Regions from separate parts of the Homo sapiens genome. Here region 1 is linked to region 2. Evidence: chromatin contacts called from ENCODE Hi-C or POLR2A ChIA-PET data. All regions are on one chromosome and are shown on one strand. Each heading gives the region's core, a stretch centred on a gene start or an enhancer-like site at or near the end of the contact. The rest is flanking DNA. Distances are from core to core; before and after follow the strand shown.

What was found. Hi-C counts contacts between places; a loop is a spot of excess contacts on that map. ChIA-PET counts read pairs that join two places held with the same protein, here RNA polymerase II (POLR2A). Pooled maps may share reads with other maps.
Region 1: a map of naive thymus-derived CD4-positive, alpha-beta T cell shows a loop between it and region 2 (2.2-fold over the local background). The contact joins two enhancer-like sites. A Hi-C loop is called at or near these places in 4 of 168 maps with a recorded cell type or tissue (dorsolateral prefrontal cortex, naive thymus-derived CD4-positive, alpha-beta T cell and posterior cingulate gyrus) and 3 of 50 pooled maps. POLR2A ChIA-PET finds 5 or more read pairs at or near these places in 11 of 52 experiments (CD4-positive, alpha-beta T cell, CD4-positive, alpha-beta memory T cell, H1 and 7 more).

What each region holds. Positions count from the first base shown.
Region 1 is chr12:12,484,664-12,489,238 of GRCh38, forward strand. DUSP16 (dual specificity phosphatase 16) reads right to left here. Exons shown (of 7, transcript NM_030640.3): 5 at 2,365-2,524. Among named protein-coding and RNA genes, the nearest start is that of DUSP16, 76 kb to the right of the region's middle. Within about 2 kb of position 2,193, at least 3 of the 41 ENCODE cell types and tissues checked have a DNase peak (open chromatin) inside an H3K27ac peak, as active enhancers do.
Region 2 is chr12:12,526,094-12,530,235 of GRCh38, forward strand. The region is part of intron 1 of DUSP16 (dual specificity phosphatase 16); the gene reads right to left. Among named protein-coding and RNA genes, the nearest start is that of DUSP16, 35 kb to the right of the region's middle. Within about 2 kb of position 1,923, at least 3 of the 41 ENCODE cell types and tissues checked have a DNase peak (open chromatin) inside an H3K27ac peak, as active enhancers do.

The DNA of each region.
Region 1 (4,575 bases), core at 943-3,442, 41 kb before region 2:
AAGGCTGGAGTGCAATGGCGTGGTCTCGGCTCACTGCAACCTCCACATCCCAGGTTCAAGAGATTCTCCTGCCTCAGCCTCCCAAGTAGCTGGGATTACAGGTGCCCGCCACCATGCCCGACTAATTTTTATATTTTTAGTAGAGACGTGTTGGCCAGGCTATCGCAAACTCCAGCAACCTCAGGTGATCCCCCCATCTCGGCCTCCCAAAGTGCTGGGATTACAGGCGTAAGCCACCATGCCCAGCCAATTGTTATTTTTTAAAGAGACAAAAACAATGATTTGCTGAATGTTTTTTAGAAGTACAATGGGAGGGTGTGTGTTAACTTGTGGGGGTTTGTTTGTGATTTTTTTTTTTTTTTTTGAGATAGAGTTTCACTCTGTTACCCAGGCTGGAGTGCAGTGGCGCGATCTTGGCTCACTGCAACCTCCGCCTCCTGGATTCAAGCAATTCTCCTGCCTCAGCTTCCCAAGTAGCTGGGACTACAGGCATGTGCCACTACGCCCAGCTAATTTTTGTATTTTTAGTAGAGGTGGGGTTTCACTATATGTTGGCCAGGCTGGTCTCGAACTCCTGACCTCAGGTGATCTGCCAGCCTCGGCCTCCCAAAGTGCTGGGATTACAGGCGTGAGCTACCTGGCCATTTGTTTGTGATTACTTTAATATGAACTAAGTCATTTATCTTCAGATGTTTCACAGAATGAATCCTAATTGAAGATGAAACCCTCAGCAACCTGGAAATCTTGAAAAAAAGGCAAGTGTTTTGGAATTACTTAAAGTTCCAAAAGCATTAAATAGAATATTCCCCTCACAGGTGAAAATTATAATATGGGGCTTAATATACATAATTCCACTTTTTGTTTTTGAGACAGGGTCTGGCTCTACTGCCCAGGCTGGAGTTCAGTGGCACAATCTCAGCTCACTGCAACCTCCGCCTCCTGGCTCAAGCAATCCTCCCACCTCAGCCTCCCGAGTAGGCGGGACCACAGGTGCACTGGTAGAGACAAGGTTTTGCTATGTTGCCCAAGCTGGTCTCGAACTCCTGGGTTCAAGTGATTGCTTGCCTCGGCTTGTTAAAGTGCTGGGATTAAGGCATAAGCCCCTGTGCCTGGCCAATTCCACTTTTTTTTTTTTTTTTTTTTTTTTGGAGACAGAGTCTCACTCTGCTGCCTAGGCTGGAGTGCAATGGTGCAATCTTGGCTCACTGCAAGCTCTGCCTCCCGGGTTCATGCCATTCTCCTGCCTCAGCCTCCCGAGCAGCTGGGACTACAGGTTCCTGTCACCTCGCCCAGCTAATTTTTTGTATTTTTAGTAGAGATGGGTTTTCACTGTGTTAGCCAGGATGGTCTCAATCTCCTGACCTCATGATCCACCCGCCTAGGCCTCCCAAAGTGCTGGGATTACAGGCGTGACCCACCGCGCCTGGCCAATTCCACTTTTTTGAAAGAACTAGTTCTTTTATTTTTAATTATGGTAATGGTAACCAATTCAGAGTAATTATGGATTAGGGTGCTCCAACTTATGTAACTGGGGGAAAAAAAATTCCTTACATGGAACATCAAGAGTCACTGTGGTATGTTGCTCAGGAGCTAGCAGTGTTTCTCCTCTGCTCAGCCACTGTCCACTAAAGCCACATTCCAAATACACATCACCAAGTTACCACCCAGCAGATCTGATCCTGTGGCACCAAAATGCCTCAGCAGTAAGTACCCAGGGGCCAGAGAAGCTCCAGAATTGAACAAGCCCAGGAAGCACAACAAAGTATGGCACAGATGAGATCCCGTCAAGACCATTGCCAGGAAAATAACCAAATGAGAGTGTGTGTGTGTGTGTGTGTGTGTGTGTGTGTGTGTGAAAATTCTGTTAGATCAAACACTACCTGAAATTATTGGCATGTGGACCCCGGCTCAGAAACACTGACATAAAGACTTAAATGTAATGGGATTTGTTTTCAAAAGATTTGACTTTTCTCTGTAAAAAACACAGCAACAAGGCAACAGGGAATATTACCAAAGTTTCCCAAAGGCTTGTATAGGATTTGAAAAAGTTGGGGGAAGAATTTAACCCTAAAAGCTTAACTGATTTTCAAACACCTGCAAATACATAATTACAGATCCTGTGAAGCTTAACCTTGGTGGTGTTAAATGTTAGCTAGAATGTCACAAGGCCAGTCCTTAGGGACAGTGTGACACACACGTCACCTTGACCACCAGATGAGTAAGCTGCACCACGTGCTGTTTTCAGACTTTTGAAATCTCTGAAATAGGCTCCTTTTCTCTAAAGAAAAAATGGGGGGCTGAGGGGGTTCACCTACACATGAGACGATCACCCACAGGACCTGCAATATTATTTGAGCTACTTACCAATGAAATCTACTGATTTGTCCAACCACGGCAAAATTTTCTCACAAAAGCTGTCATTCACAGGCACACGCAGGAAATGAGACTCGGGGATAAAGTCAGGCTTTGGACAGGTATTGCTGGCATTTAACACATAACCAATCCCATTCTGCTGCATCAGCTCCTATGGAGAGAAAGAGTAGCAGTTAAAGTGACTAATAATATAGTAAACATGATCATTCTGAAAGAGTGAAGTTTAATGTGATGATAAAAATGCCCAGTTTCCTTGAAATATAATTCATTCAGATCAGTGAAGTCCAAAAACCTAGCAAAATGACATCTAGAGACAAGTTTAAAGAAAAAAAAAAATTTAAGGACAACAAACGCTATTTAAAATAGTATGCTTGAAGCCCACACATCATTCATATAGTCAAGTCTCTATTATCTTCATTACTAGAGAGAGAAGTGGAACAAAGAATACAAAAGAAAACAACAGTTTATATGATTTTAGAATATATGGACACACAACATTTTCTTCCCACACGGAACACGCTGGTTCTCTAAGATACAATTCTAGTCATTCTTCTCACTCTAAATACTCTCTTTGAAGGCTGCACTTACTTCTGTAGTCTTAATTACCAGTTCTACATGCTGATGGCGTGTGTGTGTGTGTCCTCTTAAATTTCCAACCCGTATCTCCAACTACCTACTGACTATCAGGATGTTCCACAGGCCCTTCACATTCAAAATGTCAGAAACTAAACATATTCTCTTTTTCCCTTTTCTGCCCCCAACTCCTGCCTCCTCTCTGTAATCCCCAAATTGGTTTAGGGTAATAACATCGACCCAGCCAACTAAGCTCGAGAATAAAATGGGGCTCCTTTCTCTTCCCCATGACCCTCATCCAAATGGCTGCCAAATCCTTTTGGAATAACCTCTTCCATTGATCCTCTCTCCTCTCTATACCCATTCACTGCTCAGTAGCCAAGATAACCAAAAAAGCCACCAGGAGCTCTTGAAGTTTGCAGTGGTTTTCTCTCCAAACCATGTTCTGAACAACTAGAGGAATCTTTGTTATGATTAACCCCAAGCTGGGTGCTTTATCCACATTCTTTTCATTTCCTTGAGTCTCATTTCCTGCTCCTGTCCCATATAGCACCCCCAACGTCAAATGTATACCCACCCTCTGTTCACACGATTCCTGTGCTTAGAAGGCCCTGTCCTTCTTCCAGAAGACACTCTTCCCACTTTTCCTACTTTAACCTCATCTGTGAACTCTTTCCCACTCATGCATAATTAACCATTCAGTTCTCTGTCCTTCCAAAGTACTTTGTTCACACCATTAATTAAGCACCTACCATAGTGTGTTACCATTAACAGATAATTCTCATCTCCCCTGTTATGTAATGAAGTAATGAGTAAGATCTTGGACCGCGTCTTGTTTTTGCACCTTCAGCCCAGCTATAGAATTGCACTCAAAACAATCTGTTCAACTGACATCCATCCACCATTTAGCAGGCAAGCCCACACAAACCCGCTTCATTTAGTCATCCCCCTGCTGCCTCTCAGGAGACGTTCCAAGCCTGGAATAATTATCTTAGTCTAAGCAATCTTGGTCATTTCTTCCTTCTCTTGGAATACTACCTTTTCTACAAATCTTTTCCAACTACCTGAAAGAAAATGGGCAATTTTCTTCCTATATTACCCTTCTGAAACATGCCAGTTCCCTAATCTCTTCATTTACTACATTTGGCACAATAAATATACTTTATTTTACATAAAAGGTGAACAGCAGCCGGGCGCAGTGACTCATGCCTGTAATCCCAGCACTTTGGGATGGCCGAGGCAGGAGGATCACCTGAGGTCGGGAGTTTGAAACCAGCCTGACCAACATGGAGAAACCCCAACTCTACTAAAACTACAAAATTATCCAGGTGTGGTGGCACATGTCTGTAATCCCAGCTACTCGGGAAAGTTGAGGCAGAAGAATCGCTTGAACTCAGGAGGCAGAGGTTGTGGTGAGCTGAGATCGCGCCATTGCACTCCAGCCTGGGCAACAAGAGCAAAACTCCATCTCAAACAAACACACAAACAAAAAAGTGGACAGCATAAATCCAGATTGTGTATGCAACCATCTCTTATCTCTGAGATGACAATGTCAATAAACAGCTTTTGGAACTAGGTGGATTTCTTAGATTGGCCAACACCCTTCAGCTATGCCAGAGCCCAAGTCTT
Region 2 (4,142 bases), core at 673-3,172:
AAAAGACTATCTAGGAATAAAGATAAACTGAGTCAACATCTTAGTATAACAAAATGACTACAGATCATGGAAGAAAATCAGCAAATCTCCTAAAGAAATACCATTTCTGGTATATTTTTACCTTTCAGCAAATGATTTATGTTTTATATTTTATAATATTTAACACAAGTTGTATAACAACTTTCCCCCTTTAATATACAATTTTGTCTGTTTTTATATGTAATTTATTTTTATTTAGATTCCATTTGGTTACTTATGGAAATGTATTTATGACTATAACAGAAATCACTGGAGTTTTATTTCTTGAAATTCACTCTATATCCAACTCTGCACAAATACGGTGTATCAATGAAGTATGCTACTGAATAAGTTATGTTTAAGAACTGTAAGTCTATTTTTATGTTAAAGTGAACAGGTAGGGCCTGTTTCAACTAAGAGAACAACATAAAGTCTGTATAAAACCAGTATTTGCCATTAATTACTTAAAAGGAAAATGTTTTGTTTCGATTTTTATTACTTGTACACTTCAAAATTTGTGCCTAGCCAGAGAATCCTTTTTTTAAGATTATTTTTACGTGATTATATTAAGGATCTTCTTCTGCTTCCCAGATGATTTTTCTCTTCAACTTCCCAAACATGATCCTGGGTTCTAGGTCAGTCATACTGACACTGACTATATCCCACTCAGAAAAAAAGTGATAATCGCTCACACACACAATTTTTTTCTTTCTACCCATGGGTTATTTTCTGCTGGCAGCAATAGTTTCATCTGCTACTGCTACTGCTGCCCTAAAACACCCACTCCCAAGGCCTGCATCAAGGCCCACAGCAGGGGATGGGGCTCCAGGAGGAAGCGGGGGGTCCCACTCAGAGAGGCACAACTCCATTTTAAACATTTTCTTTTACAAAGAGAAATTATCAGGGAAAGGAAAAGGATCCCATAGCTATGGGGTGCTTAACAGGCCTGTTGAGTGAGGAGAGGGATTTAGTTTTATTTGGTTGGGCTAGAGCTCAAGTTCAAATTCTCAGTTTATGGAAAGGATATAATCAGGTGAGAAGTTTACTTTTATTAAACTACAAGCCTGACTTAAATTTTTTCCCTCCAACAAAACTGAAGAAACAGGCAACAAGATATACCGAAATGCCTTTCAATAGAGCCCTAAACACAGGCTTTCAATAACAGGAAAAAAACCAATCAAAAGGGAAAAAAGGAGACTATCATATCTGCAAGCAAACAAGAACTCCTTAGACTTTGACTGCCTCAATGCTACACAGATTAAAGCAACTTTATCTCATAAGCTGTGGGTTAAGATAAACTTGATAGAAATTCTGAGCTCTGGTATTTGGCAAATATATTCAATTAAAAAAATAAAAACAAACACAAAAAACCACCCTCACCAAAATCAAGAAAGCTAAGAACTTGGTGCGGCAAACCACCATGGCATGTGTATACCTATGAAACAAACCTGCATGTTCTGCACATGTACCCCAGAACTTAAAAGTATAATATATACTTTATAATATGTACTTTTATTTATAAAAGTATAAAACAAAGTAAAACTACAAACTTAATGTGCTTTTTAGCTGCCTATTAATGTCTGATCATATTTCCTTACCCAAAAATTGAGGACACATATTCTGACAAGTGATGGCAATAATGAGACTGCTTGAAGCAAAACTATTTAGATGATACTAGACCTGGAGACAGCAGTTATCCGCACCGTAGAACCCAGTTGCCTCGCACTGACATACCACACTGTTGAAAGCCGCCCCTCCAATCAGAGGTTCAGGTTGTTTACATACATCTCAAGGACCCACAGATAAAGGCTGGAATAGCAGTCAGCCTTCAAAGACTACCTATAATGCCTGCGCTTTTAGGCACAGGCCAGCCCAGGCAGAGGCCAAATCTGTGAGAAGCCTTCACCAAAGTTTCTGTTCAGGGCAAGGAGCACTCCCCTCCTGGTATTGGCTCAATCAGAGCTCTTGTCTTTTTCTTAGTACTGCTTCCTGTTTATGATCACCTGTTTCACCCGCTTCCCCTTCCCTGACCCACCTGAGCTCTCCTCCTCCTTCCCCCTCCCAACCTTCCTCTTTCCCTCTGCCACCCATGTATGTATCCTAGACACACTCCTCCTGGCCCACAGGCTCCTTCACCTACCCCTCTACACTTAATGCTTCCTCCAGACACGCTGCCTGAAAACTCAGGACCCTACCTACTGGGAGAGGGGCCGGTGTATGGAGGTGGTCTTGGGAGGGTAGAAATGGAAGGATCCCTGGATGAAGTTACTGGGCAAGAGGAAATACGGCCAGGGATTGGCTTAATCTGAGAATTGAGGAGAAAATGTTTTAGAAGGGTATTTTCAGTAAAGGTAGGCTGGAGGCAGGAGAAGAAAGATTTAGAACAAGCCAAACAGAGGTCAGATGGGGATTAATTCGTGCATCCTGGTTTTCTTGAACATCTGCCAAATCACTATAATTCATCAGGCCTACTGTAACTAATTCAGTCAACTAACAAGTACTTATTTGGCACCTAATATGTGCCAGGCACTGTGAAAATGTAGCAATAAATGAAAAAAGTATTCATTATAATTTATAAGTTATTAATGTACTGCCTGGTTATAAATTAACAAGGCAAAAATTACTGCCTTTCTGGAGCTTCTAATTTAGTGATGGGGGACACGATCAACAACAAAAACAAAACATTTCCTATGATAGACGCCGATAAGAACTAGGGAGAAAAAATAGAGCAAGAGCAAAGGGTGTGCGGGGGTGGCTGTTAAATTGTAAACAGAGTAGTCACAGAAGGCCTTACCTTGAGAACATGAGAGAGGAGAGTGGTAAGAGACTGAGCTATGTGGATACCTGGAAGATTGTAGCTTTCTGGGGCCAATGAATATACTAGCCAAGATAATGCTGAATTGGGCAAATACCAATAAAAGATGTGGCAGGTGTTCATGCTTTGTTCAGAACTATGGTTATATCTATTGGAAATGATGCATTTCCAGGAAACTGAACTTTTGTTTTTGTTGTTTTTTGAGACAGGGTCTTGCTCTGTCACCCAAGGCTGGAATGCAGTGCTATGATCTCAGTTTACTGCAACCTTCAACTCCTGGGCTCAAGTGATCCTCCCACTTCAGTCTCCCAAGTAACTGGGACCACAGGCATGTGCCACCACACCTGGCTAATTTTTATTTCTTGTAGAGACGGGGTCTCACTGTGTTGCTTAGTCTGGTCTCAAACTCCTGGGCTCAAACAATTCTCATACATTGGCCTCCAAAAGTGCTGGGATTACAGGCGTGAGCCACTGTGCCCGGCCAAACTTTTTAAATTAATGGATAAAACTGTATGTATTTATCATGTACAACACGATATTCTGAAGTAGATATACACTGTGGAATGGTTAATTCTACTAACAAGTGCATTACCACACATAGCCATCATTGTTGTGATGAGAACACTTAACATCCACTCCTTGAATTTTTCAGGAATACTATATATCCTCGTTAACTGTGGTCACCATGCTGTACAATAGATCCTTGAACGTATTTCTCCTAAATAATTATTTACTTTCACCAACATCTCCCCAGGCTTCCCCTCCCCATTAAACATCCCAGCCTTTGGTAACCATTCTACTCTCTACTTCCATGAGATCAACTTTTTCAGCTCCCATATATGAGTGAAATTACACAGTATTTGTCTTCCTGTGTCTTGTTTATTTCACTTAACACAATGTCCTCCAGGTTCATCCATGTTGTAGAAAATGACAGGATTTCCTTATTTTTTAAGGCTGAATAGAATTTCATTGTGTACATATATACCACGTTTTCTTTATTCATTCATATTTTGATAGACGCTTAGGTTGATTCCTTATCTTGGCTATTGTAAATAGCACTGCAATAAACATGGGTATGCAAACATCTCATTTTCTTTACTCAGTAATGGGATTGCTGGATTATATGGTGGTTCTATTTTTAATTTTTTTTGAGGAACCTCCATAGTGTTTTCCATAATGGCTATAAATAGTTCATATTTCCACTAACAGTGTATAAGGGTTTTCCTTTCTCCACATCCTTACCAACACTGATCTTCTGTCTTTTGAAAACAGCCATACTACCAGGAGTGGGATACTATCTTACTGTGGT